Regions from separate parts of the Mus musculus genome. Here region 2 is linked to region 1. A link is a loop called in an ENCODE intact Hi-C map of the cell type or tissue named here. Cell type or tissue: gastrocnemius. All regions are shown on one strand. Each heading gives the region's core, and the rest is flanking DNA. Links, peaks and the distances in the headings are about the cores only. Region 1 overlaps Arhgef4 (Rho guanine nucleotide exchange factor (GEF) 4). Region 2 overlaps Plekhb2 (pleckstrin homology domain containing, family B (evectins) member 2).

Region 1 (15,638 bases), core at 5,414-13,413:
CCTCGATTGGGCACACCTTATCTCTTAGACACCAAGTGTCACCAGAGTACCCCAGAAAATCTTGGTGCCAATGCCAAGCCACCTCAAGGGTACCTCTGCTGGCAGGTAAAGACTCTGGTCAGGGCCCATTCTATAGCTTCATTTCCTTTAGGTTGTCCTAAAGAGCCTCTGAAGCAGAAAGGTACAAATTGGCCCTACTTGCGGGAAGGGACAGAAATAGAACCCGACCACCCAATCCTTCACAAAACCCAGTCTCCTGGGCCCACCCAGCTGTCTCGTTTACTTCCTACTTCTCAAAGCAGGGCCCCTCCTTTGCAGGGTGAGTGCAAGCTGAGTGATTGTAGCTTTAAGAGGGCATCTCCAGACACACCCTGTGTAGGCCTTCCACTGGAAAACCAGGTAGAACAGGCTTCTAGGTCATGCCCAGCCCCTTCCCACCTTACTTCAGAATTGCTGAAGCTCAACAGCCAAGAGGAAGTGCCCAGGCCGGCTGAATGCAAGCCAGGGCACAGCCCAGAAAGCAGACTTGAGGAGCCCAAAGGTGTCCACCCTGATGATGTTATCAGTAAACAACAGTGCCTGCTAAACATCTCCGGAGAGGCAGGAAGCCAGACGGAGAACTACCCATCAATGAGTGCTCTCCAGGAGGAGAGAAAGCCGCCTGATAGGGCCTCCCTCTTCCCACAACACTGCTGCCATGGTGAGGTACCTGTGTGCAACAGAATGCTTGCAGGTTCCTGGGAAGAAGAGAGCGATAGCGCCTGTGCCCCAAGGACAGCCCTGAAATCAAGTGTCATTGGCTCTTTAGAAGCAGCAGAAGAGGGAGTGGTTCTAGACCTCCAACGCAATGGGAAGGCCTTGCAAAGTCTTTTGGACTTCCCAACATTGGAAGTATCTCACCGCAACCCTGGGAGTGAGTGTGCACAGGGACCTGGGGATGACCCGGAGCCTTCCCCTTCTGGCCAGCGGCAGGCTCCAGGAGCCCACGGGGCCTCCAGGCACAGCTGCAAATTCATTATGATAGCAGTAAAGCAGGAAGGAAGGCAGACTTCTACAAGGAAGGCTCACTGTCTCATAGAACCACAGTGTGGGCACCTTCCAGAGAAGGGGACAAGCGCCACGGCTTATGAGTCTTCCAGGGCCTCAGAAATGCCCGTGTTTGGCAATGAATGTGAGCTGCTGGGATGTCCAGGGGCAGAGGTGGATGGTGGGGCTCTTCAGCTGCTGGCCCAAGGCATAGAGCACGTGAGAGTGCCAGTCTCTAGGACTTCTTCGGATGACACTTTGAGCTCAGAGGAGACACTGGAGGGCGAGCTGCTTGGGGAAAGATTGGACTTAGGGTCTGAGTGTGTACACACCGAGCAGAACCAGGAGTTGCCCAGCTCAGATCGCAAACGAGGAAGGTGTGGCACAGGCGATGCGGAGAATGCGGAAATCTGCGCCTGCGCGGGCGAGGTAGAGGGTCCCCTTTCAAGAGTCTTGGCTTCAAGCACCACAACACTGGAGTTCCAGGAACCATGCGGTGGGTTTCAGCAGAGTGTGCTGGAGTCAGAGCAGCACCCTGCCTGTCTTCAGATGACCCCTTTAAGAACTGACATGCCCTGGTCCAGGGAGATGCCTGGCGGGGACATACCCTACAGCCAGGCCTTAACCTCAGAGGACTTGAACCCAGTTTGCCCTAGCCCCGAAGAAAGGGTCCCCCACAGTCCCTGCCAGGGGGAACCACCTCTGCACCACGTGCACCAGAGCGTATCTCTGGAGACCAAATCTGGTGTGATTCAAGTAGGGACATCTGGGGACCTCAGCGGTGAAGGACCTTCCCCAGAAAGCTACAACATCAAGAGACTGAAAACAACAGAAAGCAAGATCAAAGCCAGGCTGGCCTTAGCCCATAAGACCTTTACCAATTTTTTTGAAGCCAAAGTTATGGAGAAAACAAATACTGGCTCTGTCAAAGGCGAGAAAGAGAAGCGCAGGCGAGCCCGGGGCTCCTGGCGTGCGTTTCTGAGAAGCAAAGATGCGGAAGGCTCCAAACGACCTGCTTTAGTGAGTGGGGTTCCAGAACCAGGCTTTCCCCAACTCCTCTGCTCTTCCCCACCAGCCACCAGAGGCCACTGTGAGAAGTGGACGATTGACACCGACAGCCATGTATTTGGGGAGCACTGGACACCCCTAAACTCCCCTGCAACTCTGTCCTCCAGCCATCTGGCTTCTCCGGAACACCGGAGGAGAAGTGAACCGACCATAAGACGCACTGCTGCCCAGGAAAGCAGTACGCACCTCTCTTCTGGAGTCTTCCCAAAGTCTTCCTGGCTGACCTCTGCCACCAGCCCCGGAGCAGCGCAGATTGACATCAGTTTTGCCCTCCCCTGCAGCTCTGCCTGCCATTTGACCTATGAGAACCAAGGCATGCCCTGCAGACCCACAAGCCCCAAACCCAGGAGTCCCATGGCTGGGGCGCAGAGGATGGATCTCTGCCTTAGAGGCAGGACTAGTGCTGTCTCCATGGTCTCTCTCAGAAGTGACAAGGACGCCAACAGAAGTTCAGAAGTCCCCGAACGGCCCAAGGCATCCAAGGCCAGGGCGAGCCTCTTACTCTCTCTGCAAACACTAAACCAGAACGACCAGAAGGAAGACAAGAGCCAGTGCCAGTGTTACCATGGCCTGGGCACAGTGCCCTTCCTTAGGGACCATCCTGGGAATGAGGTAAGTGAGCTGTTGGTGGTAACAACTTGTTCATTACCTAAGACAAGTGGAGGGATGTTCCCTTGAGTTAGTAAGTGTTTCTGGGGCAGGGGCTGCTTCAGCTCAAATGGCAATGGGCTCTCTGCTCTCACAATGTTCAGTGAGCTGAATTCAAGTGGTCAGGCATGGCTGCAGTGCTTCAAGCTACTAAACCACCTAGATTTCTTAGTATTGGTCTCATAGAGGTCAGGCTGGCCATCGTCTTGCAGTGTAGCCAAGGAGGGCCTTGAGCTCCTGATCCTCCTGCCCACACCTCCCAAGTGTTAAGGTGACAGGCATGAACCACCATGCCCAGCATTTTGTGGGGTGCCAAGCATTGAACCCAAGGCCTCATGCATGCTAGGCAGTCACTTTACCAACTGAGCTACATCCTTAACACCCTTTGCATCACTTTTAAGGTAAAATTTAAAAAAAAACATTCAATATTAAAAGACACCATAGGGAAATTTACTTCACTGAATCCAAATACAGAATACAATATAACATTATAAAGCTTCAACACACACACACACACACACACACACACGGAAGGATAGGGCATCTGGAGGGTGGTCAGGGCTTCTTGGAATGTCAAAAGTATGTATGTAAGTGCAAGGTGACTCCATCACCACCCTCCAAGGATGCGTTTAAACCCCCATTTGCAACTCGCATGTCCAATGGCAGAACTATCACCACACAAATAAGGCTCAAAACTCAACAGTAAGATCACAAAAAACATGTCAAGTTTCAATTACCTTTGCAACTTTACAATATTGCCATAGACATAGATGAGACAGCTTGAGGATGACCCTAAAGCTTAAATGCAAGGCTGGGCTGGCATGATGTCTCAGCGGCTAAGAGCTCTTGCCGCTCTTGCGTAGGATTAATGTTCAGTTCTTGTACCCACCTCAGGAGGTTCACAACCACCCATAACTCTAGTTCTGGGGGAATCCAAAGCCCTCTGCTGCCCTCCAATGGAGCCTGCATGGGCATGTGCGCATACACACAAATATAAAATGAATCTCAGGCACAGGACTCGCTAGTGTCATTCATGGCTGGCACACACAGGCTGGAGGTTGTTCATTAGTGTCTTCTGGGCAGTGGTGGTGCACACCTTTAATCCCAGCACTTGGGAGGCAGAGACAGGTGCATCTCTGTGAATTCAAGGCCAGCCTGGTCTACAGAGCAAGTTCCAGGACAAGCCAGGCCTACACAGAGAAATTCTGTCTCAAAACAACAACAACAACAACAACAACAACAACAAAACAAACAAACTAACAAAAAACAAAACAAAACAACAAAAAACATCATTAGTGTCTTTACTGCTCCTTTGCCTTGTGACCGCCTAAGGTCAGGTATGGGATTTTCTAATTTGGGGTTTTGTGTATTTTAGGCTTATTTGCTTTCATACGAGGGATGATCAATCTGTAGCTACACAGCTTCTATTTTATATCATGGACAGAGCTGTAAAGCAATGACTATCAAGTGTAAGGACATGCAATGACTGTCATCAGCAAGATACACAAATTCCTTGCCCTTGAGCTAAATTCCTTTCTACTCACATCCTCCCGGCCCTGGTTGAACTACTTCCAAGCCCAGTCAATGGTTACATTTCAAAAATGTTATATTTTGAGATTGGCTATTTACTTAGCCTAAGTCCTTTGAGACCTGCCTAAGTTGTTTCATGTATCAATAACCCCTTTTCATAGCTAATTAATAGTTTATCTTTAACCATTCATCTATTAAGAAACATTTGGGCAGCTTTCAGATCCAACGTATCACAACTAGAACTCTTGTGAACGTTTATGCACCACACCATGGTGGGTATACATTTTCATTTCTGGTCAAGAGCCCACATGATTGACAGCTCACAGGTCAAGTACGAGGTTAGAGTTTGAGAAATTGCCAGGGAGGTGGCTGCCCAGTTAAAGGATAAAGACTAGAGTTTGGATCCTCAGAATTCATCGGCATGCCAAACTGGCATGGTAGCCCACTTAAAGCTCCAGCCCTGGGAGGCAGAGACGGGGACCTTACAGTGCCCCGAGGCATTATCTGCCAAATGTTATTCTTTTGATTATGTTCCCACAATGCAATGTACTTTGAGCATATTACATCATCCATGCTCTGCTAATGACTCTCTTTTGTTTCCATCCCATCAGTCCCTCTGTCCTCTACCCAGTTTCACCTCCACTCTCCTGTCATCCATTTTATATGTGATTTTTATAAACCTAAAAAATCAGGGCCCCACCGACGAGAGAAAATATGTAACAGTTGTCTGTCTCGGTTTGGCTTAATTCCACTGTGCAGGCAAACCACATTTTCCTTATCCATTCCACTGTTGATGGACACAGAGTTTGGTCCCTTATGTAGCTCTTGTGAACAGCGTTTCAGTAAGCATTGATGTGCAGGTGTCTCTGGGATATGTTGACTTGTAGTCTTTGAGGTCATACCGTAGGGTAGGGCTATTTTTAGTTTTGTGAGGAACCTCCATACTGATGATTTCTGTACTTTGAGAAAAATTTGTTAGGGTGTGAGATTCAGGTAGAAGTTCATTTCTCCACCTCTGGGTAGTCAGTTACTGCAGCACTGAATTGCTTGCAGTATTAGGTCTTGAATGGGCCATATGGGTTTCCACTCCTGTGTCTTCAATCTGTGTCTATCATGTGCTCAGTTCCACAGGATCTTAGTGACTGTCAACGAACAACGCCTTAAGACCTAGTAAACGGACTATTCCCACTTTCCATTTCTCAGAATTATTTTGTTCTAGTTCCTTTGCATTTCCATACCAAGTTTAGAAGAATCTTAACTTTCATCTGCAAGCATCTTTGCTTAGACTTTGGTGGGAGCAAGGTTAAGCGGTGTGAACTGAAACCGAACAGGAGTCTTTACCATGCTGAATAACTGATAAAAACAGGGTCTTCATTTTCTAGATCTTCTTGTCTTTCCGTTCTAGACAATTTTGGTTTGCTTTACACATAAGCTATTGTAAATGGCGTTATATCTTAAATTTGAGGTTATACACATTAATTGCTGATATGTAGAAATGTAAGAGATCTATGTGTGTCAACTTGTATCTCATGCCATCTACCAAAGGGACAGATTGTTTTCCTTCCATTTCCTTTTCTTGCTTTATGTCAGTGGCCAGAGGGTTGGTGCTATGTTAAGCACCATGATGGGAGCAAGGTTGGTCCCTAGTCATGGAAGAAAAGTGGCCAGTCTTTCAAGACCCCATGTCCACTGTAGGGTTCTGTGGATACTCTTCATCATAATGAAGGTCTGCCCCTCTCTTCCTAGTCCATTCAGAGTTTTCTTTGTATCAAACCTGAGTAGCTATTGTACTATGTTAGTTTTCTTCAATCCACCGATATATTCATATGACTTTCCTTGACCTCTTAAATGTGTACAGTTCTGAGTTCTTAAACATTGACCTTCCCTTTAAGTACTGAACATGTTCCTTTTAGTTATAGTGTATAATTCTCAAAACACTGTTAAATCACATTAGCTAGTATTTAAAGAATTTTTACATGTATATCTATGATGGCCATATATTTGAATGGATAGTGACTGGGGAGTGGAATTGTTTGAGAAGAATTAGAAGGATTAGGAGGTGTGGCCTTGTTGGAGGAGGTACAGACACTTATACCACATATGCATATACACACACAAATTATAATAATTATTCATGGACTATAGTTTATGTCTCCATTTTAGTTTTTCTGTGTTTCACTTCTCTGGTCTCTTCTGAAAATCTATGGGCTACCTGAATATTTTTTTAGAGTTTAATTTAATGTTTATGTCATATATTTGATTTTTAAGTGACAGGAACCAGGTATTGTGTTGTATACATGCACCTTACCATCTACTGGTCCCCTAGTATAGGCATTTCGCCAAGTTAAGGGAAATGTAGAAGCTTTGCTTCATTTAAATCCCTCAGTCTTCCTTGCTTCAGACAATTATGTCTGAAATAATTTCTTCATTACAGTAAGAATTCTATCAGCGTGATAATGTTTGCTTCACATAAAAAACATAACTAAATGTCTCTGTATTTCCCCCAGGTTTCTACAAATAACAGCAGTTATTTGTAAATATATAATTATATCATATAATGTAATATCCTATGATATTAAATATCATACATATCTGTATGAGATATATATCACATCATCCAATATATCACATCATTTAATCAGGAACTTAAAACATGCAGCTAAATCAACTGAGGAAATTCCTTAAGGTAGTCACCAAGAGTTCTGGGAGGAATAGTGTCCTCCTGTGAGGCTCCCAAGTAAAAGAATAGATAGCAATGATAGAGATGACATCATCCAATCCATTGCTCCTGACATCAAGCTAGAGTTGAGAAAGTTAATTGGAATTAATTGTAGGACTAGTTCATTTTAAAAATTGTGTGTGTGTGTGTGTGTGTGTGTGTGTGTGTGTGTGTAAATCCAGAGGAGATTGTTGTGTGCCCTAGAGCTAGGGTTAAAGGCAGTTGTGAGCGCCACCCAGTGTGACTGCTGACAAGCAAACTGTGCCTCTTCAAGAGCAGTAAGTGTTAAGTATCTCTCCAGGCCCTTACTTTCATAGTTGAAGGGTATTTTATCTTTAATTTCTATGTAATTGAAGATATATTTTTTTATTAATTTGATGAGAATTTGATACAATATATTTTCATCATATTCATCCCCCCTCCTTCCTGTAACTCCTCCCAGAGCCTCCCTCACCTCTATGTCCCTTCCAACTCTTTATCTTCCTCTTCCTCTTCCTCCTCTTCCTCTTCTTCTTCTCCTCCTTCCTCTTGTTCTTTTTGATCTTCATCTTCTTTCCCTTCTGATCCCCCCTCCTCCCCCTCCTCTTTTTTTATGATACAAAAAAATTCAATTTGTGCTACTCCACTGAACTGAGATCAACATGCCAGGGGTCACATGTTTAAAGACATTTCTCTCTTCTCTTCTCTTCTCTTCTCTCTTCTCTCTTCTCTCTTCTCTCTTCTCTCTTCTCTCTTCTCTCTTCTCTCTTCTCTCTTCTCTCTTCTCTCTTCTCTCTTCTCTCTTCTCTCTCTCTCTCTCTCTCTCTCTCTCTCTCTCTCTCTCTCTCTCCCTCCTTCCCTCCTTTTCTCCTTCCCTCCCTCCCTCCCTCAGAAATTTTTGACTAGGTTCTCAGCCAGGGATGGGGCTCATAAACCCCTTCCTTCTCTGTGTCAGAAGGTTGACTGGCTTGATCTTGTGCAGGCAGCCACAGCCACTACAAATTCATGAGTGCAGTGATCATGTCTTGTATGGAAGATATGGCTTGGCTCCACTCCTCCCCAACCTCTGGCTCTTACATACTTCTACTTCCTCTTCTGTAGTGGTTCATGACCCTTGGGGGTGATATAGATGTCCCACTTATAACTGAACATTCCACTGACATGTATTCTCTGCTCTTTAACTAGCTGTGAGTTTCTGCATCAACCGCCATCCACACAAAGAAATGTATGATAAAGTCTGGGAGCTGCGATAACCTATGGGTAGAGAGATAAGAATGTAGAGGGCAGTTTGAGTCTATGTCCATTTAGCAGAATACTAATAGTAAGGGGCTAGAGATGGTTCCCCAGCCATAGGTTCTTGGCTAGAATTGCAGTACCAAGCTCATATTTCATCCTGTGCTGTGGATCTTGAAACCAATCAGAAACAAGTTGGTTAAGCCCATAAGATAGTTTGTGCTTCTGTTGGATGCATGGGCATATCTTGCAATGCTGGTCATTATTGCAGCTTACAGGGTTACACAGCCAGGAAAGACTGTTGATGACCCCCTGCCCCCAGGGGCCTGCATAGGACCTTCCAGTCCTGTGAGAGTTAGCCAGCAAGGAGGAAGCCTTCCGACCAGTACTGTGACCAATGTGTGTGCCATCTTCAGCAACAGGGATATAATGCCAAGTCTCAGTGGGCAACAAGGGGTTATGCTGATAGCCTATATTGTTTGAGGGTCTGTGGGACATCTCCAACACCTTGAGGAAAGGTGTCCTTCACCTAATACTCGCCTTTTTATTTGGTAAGCTATGGCTTCTGGGAGAATCATAAACCCCAAAGTATGGAAACTATGGTTATATTGGAGTTTTTGATTGAGCTGCTTTTTAATGGATGAGTTTTTGTGACCAGGGCAATAAGAGAGTTTCTTCTCCCAGAGAGTTGGTTTCAAAGAACAGACGGTGAAGATATGAACACAAAGTCCAAGTATTATGCTGCTCTTGAGAGGATTTATTTTGAAATGGTTGCGATGCTGAAGTGCTGTCCCTGAACAGTTGGAGTGGCTGGGGAGGTGAGAGCTGTATCTGCCCTGTTTCAGTTCTCTCTGCTTAAGCAAGAGCTCTGGATGCAAAGACAGCTCAGTTTGGAAAGTGCTCTCGTCAAAGCATGAGGACTTGAATTCAGTCCCCAGAACCCACATCAAAAAGCTAGGCATGGTGGCATGCACTTGCGATCTCAACCCTGGGGAAGTGGGCTTGCTGGCTGGCCAGCCCGGCTCAGTGAGCCTCAGGTTCTAATGATCAACGCTATCCCAGAAACTGAGGTGACTGAGTCTAAAGAGTGACCCCTGAAATCGACCCCTGGCCTCCGCATGCATGTGCACATGTGTTTCAGCACATACACAGATATTTCTAATGGTCATGTCACATTCATTAGGTACTTTTACAGATTCGGCCCTTGACCAAATCAGAAGGCTTTCTTGTCTGAAATGGTCTTATAGTAGATGTTATAACAGAAATAAGATTTATTTTATGTCTAATGTAGTACTTTACGAAATGGCTGTGAATGAAGTATCTCATTGCAATCTTCACTTTAAAAATAAGTTGAAATAAAGTGTTGTATTTGAAAGACTCTGGGGGAAGAGGAGCATCGCCAGTTGATTTATGCTCACTCTGGTCTCTGATGTCGTCTCCTCTGCTCTCTAGAGCTACATCGCCCAGGAAAGCCCGCCAGACAAGAAGCGCAATTGTTCCCATGATCAGAAAACTTACACAGAGCCTCCTCACAGGCCGGTATCTGCCACTGAAGTGACACGGACCCTCCCCTCCATGTCCGCAGAGCAAGTCCCCAGAGAGGTCCCTTTACAGTTCAGGAGGGCCCCTCAACACTCACACTTCAGCTTCGATGACATATGGCTCGAAAAGGCTCAGAGGAGGAAGCTGAAGAAACAGATGCTGCTTAGACGACAGATGTGCGCAGAGTTAGTGCCTGAGGACCCAGTTCAGGTAAGCTGGCCCCAGGCCAGGCATCCTCTGACATGGCCTGGATGCTTGCCATTTCCTGACTCTGTCCTGCACTGAGGACTGTCACCCTTGGCCACCCAAGTCACAGAAAGTGATCACTCTGATCCTATGTGTTAGTTAGTCTCCTGAGTGCCTGATATAAATCAATATATAAAGACAAAAGGCTTGGGGCCACGGGGATATCTCAGAAACCAAATTGCTTAAGGACCTGAGTTCAATCCCCCAAAGTCACATTTGAAAAAAATAAAACAGGCTTGGTGACATGTTTGTACTCCAGCTGTGTGGACGCAGAGATAGATGGATCCCCAGGAGCTCGCTGACAAGAACTGTTTTCTGTTTTGTTTTGTTGTTGTAGAAAGGTAACAGGTGCTGTCAAAAACACAATGTCTACAGTTAGAGAAAAATTGTATTTAGGACAGCCATCGTGAAAATAGAACTATCATATGGGCTGGCTCCTCCCCCACCTCCTAGTATTTACCCAAAGACTTGAAATCAGCGCCTTGAGGAGACATTTGCAGACCATCATTCACCACAGCAGTATTATTCACGGTAGCCACGATATGGAAATTGAAGTCCACCAACACATGAACAGATACAGAAAGTGTGGCTTATTAATGTGATGGAATGTTGTTCTAAAAGGAAAGCCGTTTGTGTCCTTAGAACCAAGGATTGCATTGGAGAACAGGATTAGATGTGAAATCTGTCAGACACAAAGGACAAATATCACGTCTTCTCACAGACATGACGTCATACTGTTCACACACTCTGAAGTCACAGAGGCTGAGACTAGAATGATTACCAGCAAGGCAGGGGCTGGAGAGGCCAGAAAGAGAATAATCAAAGGGCCAGTGCCTGTTACACGGGAGGAATACATTTTATTTTTATAGCTCTCGCTCAGCAGAGTGAATAACTGGAGGCCATACATTGCTTTTAATTTTTTTTAACTTGTCATTACTTAGTATGTGCAGGCATGTGCGAACGTACGCACTGGGAGGTGGATGACAACTTGCGGGACTCAGCTCTCTCTGGCTCAGCGGCAAGTGTCATCGCCTGCTGAGCCATCTGACCAGCCTCGATCCCATACAATTTACTCACTGAGCAAATAAATCCCAATATTCTTTCCATAGAAAATGTCAGATATTTGAGGTGATAGATGAGTTAATTAGCTTGATTTAATCATCTTGTATTCTGTTCAAAATCACGTGACCCTGGGTGTGATGGTTCATGCCGGCATGCAGGAGACTGAGCAGGAGGGTCATAAATTTGAGGCCAGGCTGCGCTAACAGGGAGACTCTGCCAAGAAACACAGGACAGGGAAGAAGATTAGAAGTGGAGCGCTCACCCAGTGTATGCAAGGGTTCCACCTTCAGTGTTGACAAAACCCTCTGATACCACGTTATGTCACACAGAAGCAAGCAAGAATAACTTCTACATACATATTTTAAACTATTTTAAAAGAATTTGTATTGTGGTGTGTGTGCCTGTGTGTGTATGTGTGTGTCTGTGTGTGTGCGCGTGTGCCTGTGCGTGTATGTGTGCACGCGTGTGTGTGTGTGTGTGCATGTGTGTGTGTGTGTGTGCATGTGTGTGTGCATGTGTGTGTGTGTGTGTGTGTGTGTGTGTGTGTGTGTGTGTGTGTGTGTGTGCATGTGCTGCAGGTGCCCTTGTAGTTCAGAAATGGCTGTCAGGTCCATGAAGCTGGATTTACAAACGTTTGGGGACCACCTGAGGTGGGTACTGGGACGTGAACTCGGGTCCTCTGTGAGAGCATTGTGTGTACTTAACCACTGAGCCATCTCTCCAGCCTCACTTTAACATTTATTTTAGGTGTAAGTCCAAGGCAAAATCTGTGTGAGAAAAGAAACCAAATGGATGTTTTTCAGATCCCCAAGGTGATGGGTGCATTTTTACATTAAGGCTTCCACTCCTTGATGTGATGGAAAGAACAGGTAAAACTGAGAATATGAATTAAAATTTTAAATAAAAAACCCAGTAATAATTGCATTGGACAACAGTTATGTGGAATATTAAGACTTCACTGATGATGATGTCTGTTTGTTTAAGAAGGATGCTTACAAATGAACCCAGATAAGGCGATAACATCTCTTTTTTTCCATTTTTTATTAGGTATTTTCCTCATTTACATTTCCAATGCTATCCCAAAAGTCCCCCATACCCACTCCCCCACTCCACTACCCACCCACTCCCACTTTTTGGCCCTGGCGTTCCCCTGTACTGGGGCATATAAAGTTTGCGTGTCCAATGGGCCTCTCTTTCCAGTGATGGCCGACTAGGCCATCTTTTGATACATATGCAGCTAGAGTCAAGAGCTCCGGGGTACTGGTTAGTTCATAATGTTGTTCCACCTATAGGGTTGCAGATCCCTTTAGCTCCTTGGGTACTTTCTCTAGCTCCTCCATTGGGGGCCCTGTGGTCCATTCAATAGCTGACTGTGAGCATCCACTTCTGTGTTTGCTAGGCCCCAGCATAGCCTCACAAGAGACAGCTACATCTGGGTCCTTTCGATAAAATCTTGCTAGTGTATGCAATGGGTCAGCGTTTGGAAGCTGATCATGGGATGGATCTCTGGATATGGCAATCACTAGATGGTCCATCCTTTCGTCACACTTCCAAATTTTGTCTCTGTAAGTCCTTCCATGGGTGTTTTGTTTCCTATTCTAAGAAGGGGCAAAGTGTCCACACTTTGGTCTTCGTTCTCTCTTGAGTTTAATGCGTTTAGCAAATTGTATCTTATATCTTGAGTATCCTAAGTTTCTGGGCTAATATCCACTTATCAGTGAGTACATATTGTGAGAGTTCCTTTGTGATTGGGTTACCTCACTCAGGATGATGCCCTCCAGGTCCATCCATTTGCCTAGGAATTTCATAAATTCATTCTTTTTAATAGCTGAGTAGTACTCCATTGTGTAAATGTACCACATTTTCTGTATCCATTCCTCTGTTGAGGGGCATCTGGGTTCTTTCCAGCTTCTGGCTATTATAAATAAGGCTGCTATGAACATAGTAGAGCATGTGTCTTCTTGGTTGGGGCATCTTCTAGATATACGCCCAGAAGAGGTATTGCTGGATCTTCCGGTAGTACTATGTCCAATTTTCTGAGGAACTGCCAGACTGATTTCCAGAGTGGTTGTACAAGCTTGCAATCCCACCAACAATGGAGGAGCGTTCCTCTTTCTCCACATCCTCGCCAGCATCTGCTGTCACCTGAATTTTTCATCTTAGCCATTCTGACTGGTGTGAGGTGGAATCTCAGGGTTGTTTTGATTTGCATTTCCCTGATGATTAAGGATGTTGAACAGTTTTTCAGGTGCTTCTCTGCCATTTGGTATTCCTCAGGTGAGAAATCTTTGTACCCAAACTTATGGGACACAATGAAAGCATTTCTAAGAGGAAAACTCATAGCTCTGAGTGCCTCCAAAAAGAAACTAGAGAGAGTATACATTAGCAGCTTGACAACACACCTAAAAGCTCTAGAACAAAAGGAAGCAAATTCACCCAAGAGGAGTAGACAGCAGGAAATAATCAAACTCAGGGGCGAAATCAACCAAGTGGAAACAAGAAGAACTATTCAGAGAATCAACCAATCGAGGAGCTGGTTCTTTGAGAAAATCAACAAGATAGATAAACCCTTAGCCAGACTCACTAGAGGGCACAGGGAAAGCATTCTAATAAACAAAATCAGAAATGAAAAGGGAGACATAACCACAGATCCTGAAGAAATCCAAAACACCATCAGATCCTTCTACAAAAGGCTATACTCAACAAACTGGAGAACCTGGATGAAATGGTGAAGTTTCTAGACAGATACCAGGTACCAAAGTTGAATCAAGATCAGGTTAATGATCTAAACAGCCCGATATCTCCCAAAGAAATAGAAGCAGTCATTAATAGTCTCCCAACCAAAAAAAGCCCAGGACCAGATGGGTTTAGTGCAGAGTTCTATTATACCTTCAAAGAAGATCTAATCCCAGTTCTTCACAAACTATTCCACAAAATAGAAACAGAAGGTACTCTACCCAACTCATTCTATGAAGCCACAATTACTCTGATACCTAAACCACAAAAAGACCCAACAAAGATAAAGAACTTCAGACCAATTTCCATTATGAATATTGATGCAAAAATCCTCAATAAAGTTCTTGCTAATCGAATCCAAGAACACATCAAAACAATCATCCATCCTGACCAAGTAGGTTTCATCCCAGGGATGCAGGGATGGTTCAATATACGGAAATCCATCAACGTAATCCAGTATATAAACAAACTCAAAGACAAAAACCACATGATCATCTCGTTAGATGCTGAGAAAGCATTTGACAAAATCCAACACCCATTCATGATAAAAGTCTTGGAAAGATCAGGAATTCAAGGCCCATACCTAAACATGATAAAAGCAATCTACAGCAAACCAGTAGCCAGCATCAAAGTAAATGGTGAGAAGCTTGAAGCAATCCCACTAAAATCAGGGACTAGACAAGGCTGCCCACTCTCTCCATACCTATTCAACATTGTACTTGAAGTATTAGCCAGAGCAATTAGACAACAAAAGGAGATCAAGGGGATACAAATTGGAAAGGAAGAAGCCAAAATATCACTTTTTGCAGATGATATGATAGTATATATACATGACCCTAAAAATTCCACCAGAGAACTCCTAAGCCTGATAAACAGCTTCAGTGAAGTAGCTGGATATAAAATTAACTCAAACAAATCAATGGCCTTTCTCTACACAAAGGACAAACAGGCTGAGAAAGAAATTAGGGAAACAACACCCTTCTCAATAGCCACAAATAATATAAAATACCTAGGCGTGACTCTAACTAAGGAAGTGAAAGATCTGTATGACAAGAACTTCATGTCTCTGAAGAAAGAAATTAAAGAAGATCTCAGAAGATGGAAAGATCTCCCATGCTCATGGATCAGCAGGACCAATATAGTAAAAATGGCTATCTTGCCAAAAGCAATCTACAGATTCAATGCAATCCCCATCAAAATTCCAACTCAATTCTTCAACGAATTAGAAAGGGCAATCGGCAGATTCATCTGGAATAACAAAAAACCTAGGGTAGCAAAAACTCTTCTCAAGGATAAAAGAACCTCTGGTGGAATCACCATGCCCGACCTAAAGATGTACTACAGAGCAATTGTGATAAAAACTGCATGGTACTGGTATAGAGACAGACAAGTAGACCAATGGAACAGAATTGAAGACCCAGAGATGAACCCACACACCTATGGTCACTTGATCTTTGACAAGGGAGCTAAAACCATCCAGTGGAAAAAAGACAGCATTTTCAACAAATGGTGCTGGCACAACTGGCTGTTATCATGTAGAAGATTGCGAATTGATCCATTACTATCTCCTTGTACTAAGGTCAAATCTAAGTGGATTAAGGAACTCCACATAAAACCAGAGACACTGAAACTTATAGAGGAGAAAGTAGGGAAAAGCCTCGAAGATATGGGTACAGGGGAAAAATTCCTGAATAGAACAGCAATGGCTTGTGCTGTCAGATCGAGAATCGATAAATGGGACCTCATAAAATTGCAAAGCTTCTGCAAGGCAAAAGACACCATCAATAAGACAAAAAGACCACCAGCAGATTGGGAAAGGATCTTTACCTATCCCAAATCGGACAGGGGA
Region 2 (15,638 bases), core at 4,857-12,856, 140 kb after region 1:
ACTGGAGAATAGGAGGCTGGAAGAGGGAAATGGAAGGGCTGGGTGGGGATGAGGGGGAGGGTCTCCTGTCTTCCTGAGCAGAACAGGGCAGGGTGCCTCTCGTTGACAGTGATCATGCTGGATATGGTAAGAGGCACCTATTGTGGTCTGATATGAAACAGCCCCCATAGACTCACGTGCTTTAGCGCTTGGCTCCCTGCTGTTGGAATAGTTTAGGGAAGTTACAGAACCTTTAGGTGGAGCCTCGCTGGAAGGCAGGGCGTCACCAGGGGTCACCGAGGATTTGTCTTGAGCCTGACTTGACTTCTACTCAGTCCTGATCCTGGATGTAATATGACCAGCTCCTTCCTGCTACTTCTACCTTGCCTCCTCTGCCCGCTGCCACTCTTCCACCTGCTGCCGCGCCTTCACCACCATGATGGACTGTGTCCCTCTAGAATTGCAAACCAGACCAAACTCCTTCTCCTCTGAGTTTCTTCCATCAGGTTATTTAGTCAGACTAGTGAGAAAGTTAACTAAGACAACACCCTCCTCAGCCAGCCGTCGCAGTTCCAGTGTTACCTGGCGGTGTTCACCTTCCTCCAGGTTTCCGGCATCTTGATTTCTTCTCTTATTTGAAGTAAAAGTTCAAAGAGAACCACGGTGCCCACTTCACCCATAAGATCTCAGCCTCCGGGCATGGTGGCTTTAATCCCAGCATTGGGAGGCAAAAGTGGATCTCTGTGAGTTCAAAGCCAGTCTGGTCTACAAAGCAAGTACAGGACAGCCAGGGCTATTACACAGAGAAACCTTGTCTCGAAAAACCAGAAAAACCAACCAGCTAACCCACCAAGCAAGCAAGCAAACAACCCCCCGCCCCCCGCAAACAACCAAAAAGACTTTAGCCCTCAGCTTCAAAAGCTATGGCGACCTTGGCCTTGCCTGTATCCCTAATACTAAGAAACCATAAATCCTGTAGTATCCCTGGCAGTGCCTCCTCGTGCCCAAGATCGTTGTGGTTGACATTTTCATTCTTAGGTGGGACTCTAATTTTTCCAGTATATATACAGAAAAATATAGGAAAGTACAAGAGGCTTACAGAAGAATTTGCACAGGTGGGAAACAGAGTCGAAAGCTCAGTGGTCGCAGCTTTTGTTGGCCAGAGCTACTTTACCTCAGAGCTCACTCCGTGCCCCCTTCTTTGACCAACAGCCCCTGCCCTGGAATTTCACATCAGTGAGCCATGCAGTTAGCAAAATCCCAGTGCAATCTACGTGTGGATTTTTAAAAGTTACTTTTTACCTTTCCACTGGGGCACACACAGGTTTTAGACTACAGAAGAGCATCTGTGCACTTGTGATTGTGACCAGATGGACTGATAAGGGTAGTAGCCCTTGGTCTATAGGCAGTCGAGCTTCAGGTACCTTCCCGGGCCAAGAGTGCCCCGCTCTGGCTTGGGGCTGAGCCGGGACTGGCTGCTGAACTCAGGGTGTTTTAGGAGGCTGGAGGCTGCCCCTGCTCCAGCAGGGTCTTTGTGATCTTTTCTTTGCTGAGTGAATGTGCTCTTGGTCCTAGCTCTCTTGTCTCCCACAGGCTTACGTTGGTTCAGCAATCCTGTCTGAAGAGACTGCAGTGGCCGCGTCCCCGCCTCCCTACGCAGCCTATGCTACACCAACCCCTGAGGTAGGGAGGTTTGAGCAGAGCATACACATGAGGGAAGCCGGGGCTCTCTGCTGCTTTCCCATTTCTGTTGGTCTCTTTTCTTCTGTTTCTGGTTGTAGTTTTGATCTTAATCTTAAGTCAGTCTCAGGGAAATTAGAAATACACTCCAAGGCTTCCCTTTTTATCATAGTATTCCTCTTTGCTTAGATGAAACAGATCAGCTCTTGGAGCTGGTGATGTGGTCAGTTGATGGAGTGTTTGCCTAGCAAGCTGGAGGTTTTGGTCCCCAGCACTGTATAAACTGGGGGTAGCTACACAAACCTGGACTCCTGATCAGTGCTTGGGATGCAGGAGCAGGGCAATTAGGAGATGCAGATCTTTCATGGCTGCACAGGAGGCCAGCTTAATCTAGAGAGTCTATCTCAAATTAAGCAAAAAACCATATATATAATATATATATATATGTATGTATATATGTGTATATATATATATGTATGTATATATGTGTGTGTGTATATATATATATGTGTGTGTGTGTGTATGTATGTATGTATATATATATATATATATATATATATATATATATATATGGTATATGTGTGTATATGTGTGTGTGTGTGTGTATATGTAGTGCCTGCATCTGTAGCACACAGGTAGAGGTCAGAGGGCAACTTGAGAGTTGGTTCTCTCCTTCCATTCTGTGAGTCCTGCAGATTAAACTCAGGCCAGCAGACTTGGCGGTAAGCACCTTTATCCAACGAGCCATCTGGCCAGCCCTGGATCCGTTTATCTGTATTAACTGCAAAGCCTTGCAAGGTTTCTGACAAAGCTGCTGTAAGCCAATGCATCACGCTTAGAGAGAAGGCGTGTTTGCTGCTCTGAGCCTCGTGGACTTCTCTGTTTGTCACTCTGCTTTTATTCCTGGCTTTCTTTATTTTATTTTTGTTTTGTCAACATTTTACAGTTTTCAGCATAAAAATTTAGTACACGTTCGTTGGATTTATAATTATCCCATTATTTTCAAATGGTTGTATGTAACTGTCTGTTTTTAAAAGATACACTTTATTTTGTGTGTATGAGTGTTTTGCCTTCAGGTATCTGTGAGCACCTCATGCATGCAGTACACCCCGAGGCCAGAAGAGGGCACCAGATACCCTGCAACTTGAGTTAAGGGCAGTTGTGAGCCCTGTGAGCCATGTGGGTGCTGTAAAGGCTTGATCACTTTCTCTTAGCTTCCCAAAATCTGGAGTTACAAGTGTGCAGCGCCACACCCTGGCTAGTTCCAGAACTTGTATTCTTTGTATATTAATATATAGTATGTATTATACTGAGTTTTTCTTATATGTTTTTTTTTATTATTTTGGGTAGAGTTTTTAATTTTTTTCATTTAAGTATGTTCATTTCCTAATTATTAACTGAAAGATTTTTATAATAATTACTTTAAAATCCTTTCTAGAGGGCCAAGTGTGATGGCGTACCCCTTTAATCCCAGCAGTCAGGAGGCAGAATCAGGCAGCTCACCATGAGTTCGAGGCCAGCCTGGTCTATATTTCGAGTTCCAGGACAGCCAGGGCTATACAGAGCAACCCTGTCTTGAAAAAGTTCTTTCCCGAGCTGAGTGTGGTGGTGCGCACCTTTAGACTCAGTTCTCAGAAGGCAGAAGCATGTGGATTTTTATGAGTTTGAGGTCAGCCTTGCCTACATAGAAAGTTCTAAAGAACTAGTAGACTGTGGCAGGAAAAAAAATCTTTTCCGTAAGAGACGCTATCTCAAGGGAATAAGGTGTGGGAGTAGAGGGAGTGAGAGATTGGGCGAGCACACCCAGTGTCCTCTTTTGGCCTCTGCATGCATGCATGGGCGTGTATACCTTCTATACATGTACATTTGCCCCTGCACCATACATTGCACAACATATATACACCAGAGCCCAATACACAAGTCCTTTCTAGATAATTCTAGCATCTTTCACCCTAGGTGCTGGGTTGGAACCTAGCCTTTCTTGCATGCCTAGCAAGCTCCGCCCAATGAGCTGCACTCCAGCCCACATCTGACATCTCTACAGTCTCAGTGTGGGCCTTCTTCTGTGTCATTTTGTTTGCGATCTTGGCTGTTCGTGCTAAAAGTGATTATTGGTCAAAACCCTGACATTTTAAACATGGAGAGACTCGGATCTTGCCAGGTGGAGTCCAGATTCTCAGCCCACAGCGGGGGCCGGGCTCCAGCTCAGGAGTTTAGATTTTCTCTGAGTCTCCTTAGAGCACTTTGTTGGGAAGAGAGGACTGCCCATTACTGCTCGACTTCCACTGACAGGTGCATGGTGTCCGGCCAGCTGACCCACCCCCACAAGGCCTTTAGTGGTTCTTAGGGGTGGGGAGGGCAGATTGCCTCTGCTCGGCAGTGATGGACTCTGTGGCTCACTCCTCGGTCTGCTGCATGGTAGAGTGAGTGCCTTGTTATCTGGTCTACACCAGATCCTCCACGTGCATCCTTTTCTGGCTGTACTCTAGGGGGTCAGGGGAGGCTTGCTGTAGCTGTTGTAGTTGTAGTTGAGGCTGTTGTAGCGCATGCTGGTTAGGGCTTCCACCTCTGACCTTTGGGGATGGGAATAGGGTGTTCCTGCAGTGGGCTCTTAGTGTTTGTGTAGAGTAGAGGAGTTATTGGCTCTTTGGGCAGAGAGAGCAAACTTTCCCTGGTCCCTCCCCCTTTTCTATCTGTACTCATTGGGATTTCTGAGTTACCAGTGTCTCCACTAACCAATTTAGGATACGCCATTGCACACCTGTGGAGGTCAGGTGCCACCCATGTATGTATGTATGTATACATGTATGTATATATGTATGCATGTATGTATCATCACATCATCTCTCGTCTCCCCTTCCCTCCCCCAGCACCCCTGCTCACTTAAGTATGTTGATTTCATTATTGCTAACAAAGGACAGTTTTTAGAACTCAACTCATCCCTTCTACAATGTGAGTTTCAGGGGACACAGCATGTCATCAGGCTAGGTGACAAGTGCCTTTACCCACTGAGCCAACTCACCAGCCCCTCCCTCAAAACTGTGTTTCTCATGGGACTTTGTCTCCTTCCAGGTCTACGGCTATGGTCCATACAGCGGCGCATACCCCGCAGGAACTCAAGTTGTCTATGCCGCCAACGGGCAGGCATATGCAGTGCCATACCAGTACCCGTATGCAGGTAATGCACGCTGGCTGCCGCTCCCGGTCTCTGCGTACAGCGGGGCGAGGAGGAGGAGGCCTCCTTTCCAGTTGGAAGTTAAATGAGCTGCACGCTCTCACTGGAGACCCCAAATCACTTTGCCGCTCTGAGCTTTGTGTATTTTTCTTCAAATAGTCTTTTGGGTTTTCACATATCTTTACAGTGCTAGAGTGATTTTTATTTAAAAACGATTACATTTTTATTGATTTTGTGTGCACTTGTTACACATATGTGTGTGGGTACATGTATGTCACAGCCCATGAGGGAAGGCCAGAGGGCAATTCAAGGAAATCAGTTGTCTCCTAACACTGTGTGGGTCCCAGAGTTTGAACTTGGGTTGTCAGATTGGCCCCACTAAATTATCTCTCCAGCCCAGTCTTTGATTATTTAAAGGTTTTAGTAATCTTTATTTAAAATGTAACCAAATATACCTTAGTTGCTTACATTTCCCGTATGTCACTCAATTTAAACATTTTTAAAAAGATTTAGTTTTCCCTGTGTGTACCTGTCTGTAGATGTGTGCACATAAGTGCATGTGCCTGTCGGGGCCAGAATAGGGCATTTGGTGCCTGGAACTGGAGTTATACATGGTTGAGTTGACTTGTGGGTGCTGGGAACTGAAGCAGGGCTCTCTGGAGGAGCAGCAGGTGATCTCACTGCTGAGCCGTCTCTCCAGCCCCCTTGCCAGTCAGTCTGAAACACTAGCAGCTCATGATAAGTAAGGAATAGTGTAATGAAACCACACAACTTAGAAGGCATTCTGGTGGCACAGTACAAATCTACAGTAAGACTAAGGAGCTGGGGAGATGGTTCCGCAGGTGAAGTGCTTGCTGTGTGAGCGTGCGCACCGGAGGTTACACATGCGCACTGAGATGGGATCCAGCGCCATGTAAGAGCCATATAAAAGCCAGGCATGGCAATGTGCACCTGTGTCCCAGCACTGGGGATGTGGAGACAAGAGGTTCCCTGGGGCTCAGTGGCAAAGGGTGCGTCTGCCACACATGGCCTCTCAGATTCTTTCTATAGCTCCCAAAATAATTAGTTGTTGTTTAATGGGACATAGTTATACTTAAAAAGTTATTTGTTATATGAAATTCAAACCAATGGTGTGTCTCTATTCTTATTTACTAAACATGACAATTTTATTTAAATGCTTTATTTTTCTTAAGATTTATTTATTTTACATATATGAGTATACTGTCACTGTCTTCGGACACACCAGAAGAGATCCCATTATAGATGGTTGTGAGCTACCATGTGGTTGCTGGGAATTGAACTCAGGACCTCTGGAAGAGCAGTCAGTGCTCTTAACCGCTGAGCCATGTCTCCAGCCCTAAACTTGACAATTTTAGACTAGCAAGAAAGTTTAAAATCTAGTGAGATGTGATTTTTACTGCTGTTGGTATATGGGATTCTGAGGTGGGACCAAGATCCATGGGAAACCTGCTAGGGACCTTAGAGAATCCTTGGCCGGACACTGCAGAAAATAAAAGGCCCACATTGAAGTCTTTGGAACATTCACTTAGCTCTGTGCATGTGAACAACAAATACAAAGAGTAAAGAATATCAAGTCTGAGGGTGAAGTTTAGTGCTTGGTGTATGTGAGGCTCTGCATTCAGTGATCAGCATTAAAAAAACAAACAAGAAAGCAACAAACAAACAAATAAGAACAAAAGCAGTGAGCCAAATGGAAGGATAGGAACATCCATGCAAGGTATTAAAAATGGCTTTTGGACATTTACATATCTTTATGTAGCTAAAGTCCTTTTGATTTAATAGCACTACATTTGTATTTATTTCCTGTGCATGTGTTGTGTATGCGTGTGTGGGCGCATGTGTGCCACAGCTCGTGTGGGGACGTCAGAGGACAGCCTGAAGGACAGCCCGCTGTTAAGGTTCTGTTGGGCCCGTGCTTCAGAGTCCTGTGCAAAGCGAGTGTTCTCAGCTAGGGGATGGTCTGCTTTATTTCTTTGGAATTGAGTCCTGAGGCTATGGCTCAGGTGGGAGAATCCCATGTAGCCTGAACAAACCCGCAGCGTGGCATAAAACCCAAGTGGCACAGTCAAGAGAATCAGAAGTTCAAGGATTTCTTCAGCTGAGGCTGGCTTGGCACAGAATAAACAACAAATGGAAGAAGAAGAAAAAGAAAGTCTACTTTATGAATACTTGATAGTTGTTTGCTTTGAGACAGGGTCTTCCTGCGCATCCCAGATTGGTTCTCGGCTTGAGTTCCTCCTCCCAGCCCCCTAAGTGCTGGGATTGTTTGTGTGAGCTACTGTGCTGGGCCGTGTGGTAGTGAACGCTTGAACCTTACAAGCTGAAGTACAGGATCTTGTTGGTTGCCGCTGAAGCACGGGGTGAACAGAAACCAGGCTGTTTTCTTAGTGTTATAACTACACTTGTGCAGTGCAAGCTCAAGTCAGCTACTCCTGTCTGCACAGCCTTTCTAATCGAAAGTGGGTCATTCTGTTCCAATAACTGCTTTGAACTTATGCTCTTATCTCTTGGTTCTCTTACCATCTCAGAACTGGAAATGATCTAGAAACTTTGTATCGAAGTATGTGTAGTCACCTTGTGTTCTTTGCTTCTTCAAATAGAAATGCATTAGTCTCTCTATACATAGTTGAGGTGGTTTGAATTCAATATCCCCCACACATATTCTTAGGCCTTTGAATACTTGGACCCTAGGTGGTAGCACTGTTTGGGGAGGTTTAGGGGGTGTGGCCTTGCTAGAGGAGGTGTATTACTCAGGGCAAGCTTTGAGGTTTCAAAAGCTTTGGACCATTTCCTGATAGCTCTCTGTTTCCTGCTCATGGTTGGGCATGTGAGCTCTCGCTGATCAGCTGCCATGCCTGGTGCTTGCTGCCTTGGTTTCTTCTTGTGGTGATAATGGGCTCTTAACCCTCTGGAACTGTAAGCCCAAATTAACTCCTTTCCATAAGTTGTCTTAGCTATGGTGTTTTTTGTTTTTTGTTTTTTTTATCACAGCAATAGAATGGTAACTAAGGCAGGGAGTGGGCTATTGCTGTGACAGACCTGACTATATGTTGTTTTGTTTTTGTTTGTTTGTTTTTTGGAAGACCGAAACTTTGACCTAGACATGTGGTTGGATGTTATAAGCAGAGCTTAATAGGCCATCCCAGTAGGTTCTTGGAAGACAGTGCTGAGAGCGATGTGGTCTGCGGAGGCCCAGCTTGATAGGTTTCAGTGGGCAACAATATCTGCATCTGATATTGAGAATATTGCCTGCTCTTATTTTGAGATGTGAACTCTCCGCTGTTCCTCGTTCATATTGTCATGTTTTTCTTTCTGTGATGGCACAGACTCTAATCTCTCTGGATCCATAAACCCAAATGAGCCTGTCCTTCTCTAAGTTGTACTGGTCATGGTGATTTATCACAGTGACAGAGAAACTAAGATGGTAATCTGCTACATTAAGACTGACCTTATTTGTATATCACATGGATCACCACAGGACATCAGGCAGGGTTGGCCTTTTGTTCATCATGGGTGTTTGCAAAAAGTGCAGAGATGGGTTTGGTGAGATGGTTCAATGGAGCATGCCCAACACCCACAAATAAATAAATAAATATTAAAGTTTTAAAGTGACAGAGTTTCAGGTGAGTGTCTATAGTGTGGCAGCTGAAATTCCTTAAGCCTGCAAGAAACTCACTTGCCGTTTCCATGGTTTCTTGTGAGAAGAGTTCTCCCCCAGGCCTCCCTTCTCTCTTGCTTTAAAAATTAAATTATGTTAAATTGTTTGTACACCTGTGGATAATGTGCACATGGCTGAGGAGGCCTGAGGTTTCGAACCCCCCAGAGTTGGAGTTACAGGCAGTTATGAACCCATCAACCTGAATACTGGAAACTGGACTCGGGTCCTTTACAAGAGCCAGTGTGCACTCTGAAGCACAGAGGCATCTCCTCAGATCCATCCTCTCTGTACTAACACTCTCAAGTTGTCTCTGCAGATGTCTAGCTTCTTTCTGCCGGGCATAATTAAGACAGTTCGACAGTTGCTGATAACACTTTGGCATTAGGCTTCGCAGGGACTCATTACGAGTCAGAGCCAGGGACTGGTGAGTCTTCCTTTGCTGATGGTTTAATCTGCTTCTTCCTCTCATTAATCTCCTAGGCTTCCTTAATGTCTCCTCCAGTAGATCTCTTGCTATTACATGTATGGGCCACTCTTGCTAATGGTCCATCCTGGTGTGCTTTAATGGGACTGTGTTATTTGAGCAGAACAGCTGTTAGTACTGGTGGAGGAGGAGATGGAGAAGGAAGTAGAGGCAGAGGCGGAAACAGGGAAGGCGACCGGTGAGGAGGCAGAGGTGGGGCGGTGGGCAGAGGAAGTGCAGGAGGCACAGGCTGGCTGTGGCACCATGGGAGGAAGTATAGCTCAGAATTCTCCAAGCTACGGCACAGGTGGGCACATTTGTAGCTGCATGCAGCACATTTTAGCAATTTGGATAAGAAGATTTTTCCCAGGTGCTCTTCTGGGTTTCTTGGAACTTTTATGATTCATTCTGCAAAAAAAAAAAAAAAAAAAAAAAAAAACCTAGGGAGATGCCGTTCTTGAGTGTAGATTAAGGACATGGCGTTGGTGTCTGTCAGTGCCTCAGCGCCAAGTGTATGCACACCATATTCTTGAAACTTTTTGACTACACCTTTGATGTTGGAACATTTGAAGCTCCCAGATAGCCTCAGTGGGCTTCTCCTTTAGTGTGCATCAGTTGAAGAACTGACTGTGTTTTTTTGAGCCAGAGGTATGGTAAGGAAGATGTATCTAGCTCATACCGTGAGTGAGAAGTCTGTTTTTAATATTTTAGTTTGGGCATGACTGAAGTCTAAAAGTCTGTAACAAAGTCATGGCAGTGACCACTCCCCCCAAATTAAATCCTCAAGAGAGACCTGTCTTGACCTTAGAACTTCAGTAGTGTGTTCCAGCCGGTGGGGAAGAGATGCCCTCAAACGCTGTGTGAGTGGGGTACATAGTGAAACTCGTTACTTTGTAGACTAACCTAAGTACAAAGTTAACAAGCTGGATGTGGGCTGCTCACCTTCAATCTCAGCACTTCAGAGGCAGAGGCACCTGGGTCCCCGAGTTTCAGAGCAGTCTGGTGTACATGGTGACTTCCAGACCAGTGGGAATACACAGGCTGTCTCAGCAAACAAACAAAACGAAACAAAACGAAACAAAACAAAACAAAAACCCAACCAACCAAAAAGAAAATGGCCAAGACACCCATTTTACGGATCAAGAGTGATTTTTCTCATGATGGTGTTTTCCTTCTGGTGACATCTTCGCATCTTTGTCACAACTGAGGAAATGCAGTGTGGTGACACGGAAGGGGATTTGGGAATACGTCTCCCCACTTTGTACTTCACAGGAAGGAAACTTCAGATGGTGAGAAGCCAGTGTGGCTGCCGTAAGCCCCCACATGCTAAGATGACAGGGGTGAGCCACCATGGTTGCTTGGTGCCGCTTCATCTTCAAGCAGACTTCCCCTGATTTCCCACACTCTTCCCCATCTGTCTCATCCCAGCAAGCATGTAGTGGAGGGCTGCCATGGAAACCCGAGGTGGGCCTCTGTAGCTTTCTCTGTGCTCTGAACTTTGCAGTGTTATAGGGTTTGGACTGGGCAAGCAGAGAGAGGACCCTGGCCAATCTGTGAGTTCTTAGAGACCAGTGTTTGTAAGGTCCTAGTTTCCTCTTGCTGTCTTCCTTACTCTCTGTTCCAGAAACCCTATCCTGCAGCCCTCTCCAGAGTAAGATAAGCAGCCTGAGGTGTAACTGCAGAGTTAATCGCGTGGAGCTAGAGTAAAGATCATTACCAAATTCTTTGGTCATATTACATAAGATTTATTTATTGTTTTGTCACACAAGGCTATCTCCCTAAAGCAGGGTTTGAGAAAATAGCATCAAACATAGAAGACAATGAGGTTTATATAGCTAACAAACAAACAAACAAACCCAAACACCTGCAAGACTAGGGCATTTTCAAGGGTTGAGAGATTTCCAGAGGAATTTTGCTTAAGTAGGAAGTTGGCTGAATATTTCAAAATTATTGGCAGGACATTCTATCAGGATGCAGGTTAGGGTATAGCGTGTGGAGCATGTCAAATTCCAGAAAATGGGTCAAGACCTGCTCAAATCTAAGTTTTGTAGTAAACAGGAATGAACTTGTTTTGACCTTGTAACAAGATGGCTTTTAATCTTAAGATGGAGTCAGGCAGGTCCCTCAGCAGCTCTTCTACAGTCAAGTGCGTTCCTCTCCTCGTCAGATGTGGGTCTGCCTCCCTCCGAATTCCAAGGCAGCTTTCCATTTTTTTTCTTCCTTATTGGCGTCTCTCCGGCTTCTGGAGGGTAGCCTAGGTCACAGTGTATGGATCCCCTCCATCTCTCTGGAAACCTCCGAGTAAGAAACGGGAGGGAACCAAAGGCATTCTTCTCTGTGATCGTGAGGTCATATTTGTCTTAGTTATTTGTCTATTACTGTGATGAAACACTATGACCAAGGCAACTTATAGAAGAAAGAGTTTATTGGGGCTTACAGTTACAGAAGGTGAGTCCCTGACTGTCATGGAAGGGCCCAGACAGGCATGATCCTGGAACAATAGCTGAGAACGTATGGCCCTATCTGCAAATAGGAGGTCGGGGGTGGGGTGGGGCAGGGGTGAAGGGAGGGAGGGAATAAGGGAGAGAGCACTAACTGGGAATGGTTTAAATCCCACCCCTGGTAACACATCTCCAGTAAGGTCACACCTTCTAATTCTTCCCAAACATTTCACCCACCTGGGGACCAAGTATTTAAACATGTGAACCTATGGGGGCATTCTCATCCAAACCACCACACTCCTCTAATAAAGTTCTCTGGAAGGATGATCAACTTCCTCTCTGCAAGCTTGTACCACCCTCTTGTCTTTAAGACAGACTCTCACTAGGTATCCCTGGCCTGGAACTCACAGAGGTCCCCCTCTCACTGTCTCCCAGTGGCTGGGATTAAAGGTATGCGTCACCATGCCAGGCCTTACGGGCATCTAACATGCCTGGGTGTTTGGCTGTGTGTGTGCGCGCGCACCAAGTGCACACTGGGTACCTGCAGAAACCAGAAGAGGGCATTGGATCGCTGAAGCTATAGTTACTGATGCTTGTGGGATTACACGTGGGTGCCAGGTCCTCTGTAAGAGCGACAAGCGCTCTTAATACTAAGCCATGCCTCCAGTCCCCCATGTATTGTCTTTTATAAATTGCAACAGCGTTTTTCTTGTGTAATGTGTGGTGGGCCTTGGAAAGGGTTGGGTTGAACTCACTGAAGCCATCTATTAACACTTTCCTGAAGGACCTTGAAAGCCAACTAGTGAACAAACAAAGGGGCCACGTGGAGATTGGATACAGTGCCTATGTTAAGGGCACCATCTTTTCAGTAAATGTCAGACTTCCAAATTACATCTTAAAAGATCTCTCTCCTCTTGGTTTTTAGGAGTTTATGGACAACAGCCTGCCAACCAAGTCATCATCCGCGAGCGGTACCGAGACAATGACAGTGACCTGGCTCTGGGCATGCTCGCCGGGGCAGCCACCGGCATGGCCCTGGGCTCTCTGTTCTGGGTCTTCTAGAGCCTTCAACATTTTCTGTGCATAGCTTCTGTTAGTCCTGTGTGCAGTAATTTGATTTGCAGGGCATTTCTGTTTGTGACAAGTGTCTTTCATAATAATTTAAATAGTTCTTTTGAAGGTGGTAATCTAATAATTGTGACTGACCTGCATGGTACCACAAAGAAAGCCCGAGGTATGCTGTGAGTGAGAGCCTGAGTCCTTCCGGGTACTAGCTTGCACCAAGTCTTTCTTAGGGACTTTTGGATGGCTTTATGTAAACACACCCAGTTAAATGGGCAATTTCCGTCCAGTTAGGTGCAGTGTTGAATTAAGGGATGGCTTTCCTTGCTATGCCAATACTAATACTGCTGATGGAGGAAGATGTGTGCAAGTGTGGTGAGGAGAGTCACAGCTTCTTTAACTGTGGATTCTCTTCTAGACCCCTGCTGCGTGTTACCCTAGGAGCTGTGGGCTGGTGGCTCCTGCAAGACTATGGTGTGAGGACCCTGTAACGTACCTCTTGGAGCACTTAGGTACCCCTTGAAGCTCCTAGGTATCACCAGCAGGATTGGCTGCTCAGGATGCAGAGGGCCACCCCCTCCCTTTAAAAATTACGCTCCAGTAATCTGCCCAGTTTTATTTTCTTGTTATTCTTCTGTTTGCTTTTCCTGGGGATGATTGGCATTAGTCTGGAGTTAGGAATTGATTCGAGTGCCGGTGGGTGGAGGCATGCAGGGAGCTGCCCAGCGACCTGCTCTCAGTGTTTGTTTTAGGTATATTGATTGCCAGCTCAGGCTGCAGAGAGCCTATAGAGACTATTTTTCTACTTGTAAAGAAAGTATGGTGAGGGGAATTGAGGAGAGCCTTGTTTGAATGTTCCTGCCTCAGGCCTCCTGGGGCCCACACTGCGTGGTCCTGGGGAGGCTTTTCCTCAGCAGTGGAAGGGAGGCCCCGTGGCTGTCCAGAGTCTCAGGTTTTGAGTGAGAAATGGGATTGGGTAGAGCATCTCAGGGATTTGTTCTAATCCCTCATGTTATGGGGATCCAGCCGTGTTCTCAGTCCAGACCCGCTCACCTCAGAAGAGCTTAAAACATTTCTGGTCCCCAAATGTGTGGCACTCTGAGAAGCTCACAATCTGGCTTTCTAACGAAAATTTGTATTTCTAAAATTAGAGAATACATGTTCCACGCATTTAAAATTTATGTTCTTTCATGTTTTAAAGCTCCCAAATCCAGCTTTGTGACTGGCATATTTTAGTTTCAAACAGTACCCCGGCACAAAGGTGGGATGGCACAGTGAAGGCCCCCCGCCCTCTACTTTGCATAGTCTTGTTTCTCCAGGGTGCTCCCAGGAAGCATTCATTCTGACTTTGCTCAGCCCAGTGCATGCGTGCTGCCTTGCCGCCGTGCTGCTGGGTAGCTCTTTCTTGGTCAGATCAAGTCTTCAACAGATCTCCATGTGAGACAGTTGCCAAGTAGATGAGGTGGTGCCCATAGTGCTTTCTCGATACTCCTTGGGGACCTGTTGACACCTGCCCATTTCCAGCTGACATTTGTTTTTCTGTCATCTCTGATAGATGGGATATGTGACAACATGGTACGGACGCCGTTCAGTGTCGCTTTAATAAGCATGATGCTGATTTTACATCCTGTGCTGTATGACTGCCATTTGCTCACAGTGTCACCATTGCTAAAGCTCCGTGCTTTACTTACAAAACACTAAAACCAGTGGTTAGTGTTTCACAGTGATTTTAATTTTAGAGTTAGTTACTGGCATTCCTAAAGCCATAGAGTACTGAGTCACATCCCTGAAGTACTTTTGAAACAGAATTGTCTCCTACTGTCCCATGGGTGTGCCCTGCCTGTCTCCTGGCCCCAATGGGGCTAGCTGTACCAGGCAGCCATAGTTGAGCCTGATCATTCCTGTCACCAGTTTGACTTGATTATATACCCAGAATGGAATACATTCTTGGGCATCTCAGTTCCTCAGCCCTGATCCTCATAGACGCCACCCTTTCGATGGCTTTTGCGGCGTCACTTGTACCTCAGTGAGTCCTGCGATTCTTGAGTTAGAGGGAACGACTTGTCCAGCATTGAGGAACATGTCTCCTCCACTGAGACTTAAATGATGATGCAGGGCTGGAAGAGGCTGGCTGCTGACACTGCATCGTGGCTGATGTCATTGCTCTCCTAGTTCTTTGATTTAAGAACCTTTCATATGGAAGGCCTGAGGCTCCCTCAGATCGTCCCTTGCCAAGAAGGCCTGGCTTAGGTCATTAGTGCCCACAGTAGCCTTCTGGAGTGTAGCAAGTTCCTGCGTTTGAGACAGAATGGTTCAGATTTATTTTCTACATCTGTTGTTGACCCCATGCACCCTCTCATTTTGCCTTCCAGTCTACGTAGATGAAAGATGAAAGGCAGAGGATGCAGACAGTCTTCTTTGTGATTGCTTCTGTTATTCTGTTGCATCTACCGAGCCCGTTTTCTCCCTGTCTGTGCATACAGTATGTTTATAAGTGAACTTGTTAAAATATTAAATGATCACTAACCTTAAACCGTGTCTCATTGTGACTTCTGTCGTATGTTTAAATTATTTTGAGGTGGCTGGAGCAGTAGTTAAGTTGCCTGTCACAAAAGCATGAGGATCCGACATCAGACCCTTGGCACCCGAATGGAAGCTAGATGTGGCTACAGACATCTGTAGTCGTAGAACTTGGAGCTTGGAGAAGGGCCAGCCCCCAGAGTGCTAGTCTTCTAGCCAATCAGTGAGCTCTGGATCCATCAACAGACTCTTGTCTCTAAAGATAAGGCGGAGGGTGATAGAGGAAGAGGCCTGACATAAGCCTCTGGTCTTCAAGCAAGGGCACATGCCCACTCATGTAAATCACCTTGAATGAACTGAACCTAGGGCTGCATGCCTCTGAGCCCCGTGGAGGTGGAAGCATGGGGCTGCATGCCTCTGAGCCCCGTGGAGGTGGAAGCATGGGGCTGCATGCCTCTGAGCCCCGTGGAGGTGGAAGCATGGGGCTGCATGCCTCTGAGCCCTGTGGAGGAGGAAGCATGGGGCTGCATGCCTCTGAGCCCTGTGGAGGAGGAAGCATGGGGCTGCATGCCTCTGAGCCCTGTGGAGGAGGAAGCATGGGGCTGCATGCCTCTGAGCCCTGTGGAGGTGGAAGCATGG

Evidence for each region. Peaks named below come from ENCODE experiments on the same cell type or tissue, not always from the same donor. Only the 100,000 strongest peaks of a DNase experiment are listed, where the experiment ranks them.
Region 2: it touches region 1 in a loop (5-fold over the local background); 19 of 42 quality-filtered maps call a loop at or near these places.

Annotation. Positions count from the first base shown.
Region 1 is chr1:34,722,454-34,738,091 of GRCm38, forward strand. It overlaps Arhgef4 (Rho guanine nucleotide exchange factor (GEF) 4), which reads left to right. Exons shown (of 14, transcript NM_001368773.1): 2 at 1-2,706; 3 at 9,656-9,955. Among named protein-coding and RNA genes, the nearest start is that of Gm32920, 41 kb to the left of the region's middle. In gastrocnemius, for the core only: no CTCF peak of the experiment used is centred there; a DNase peak (open chromatin) is centred at 9,992.
Region 2 is chr1:34,864,569-34,880,206 of GRCm38, forward strand. It overlaps Plekhb2 (pleckstrin homology domain containing, family B (evectins) member 2), which reads left to right. Exons shown (of 8, transcript NM_145516.2): 6 at 1,573-1,662; 7 at 4,732-4,837; 8 at 12,343-15,017. The coding sequence ends at 12,479. It also overlaps the pseudogene Gm19430. Among named protein-coding and RNA genes, the nearest start is that of Plekhb2, 22 kb to the left of the region's middle. In gastrocnemius, for the core only: no CTCF peak of the experiment used is centred there; no DNase peak of the experiment used is centred there.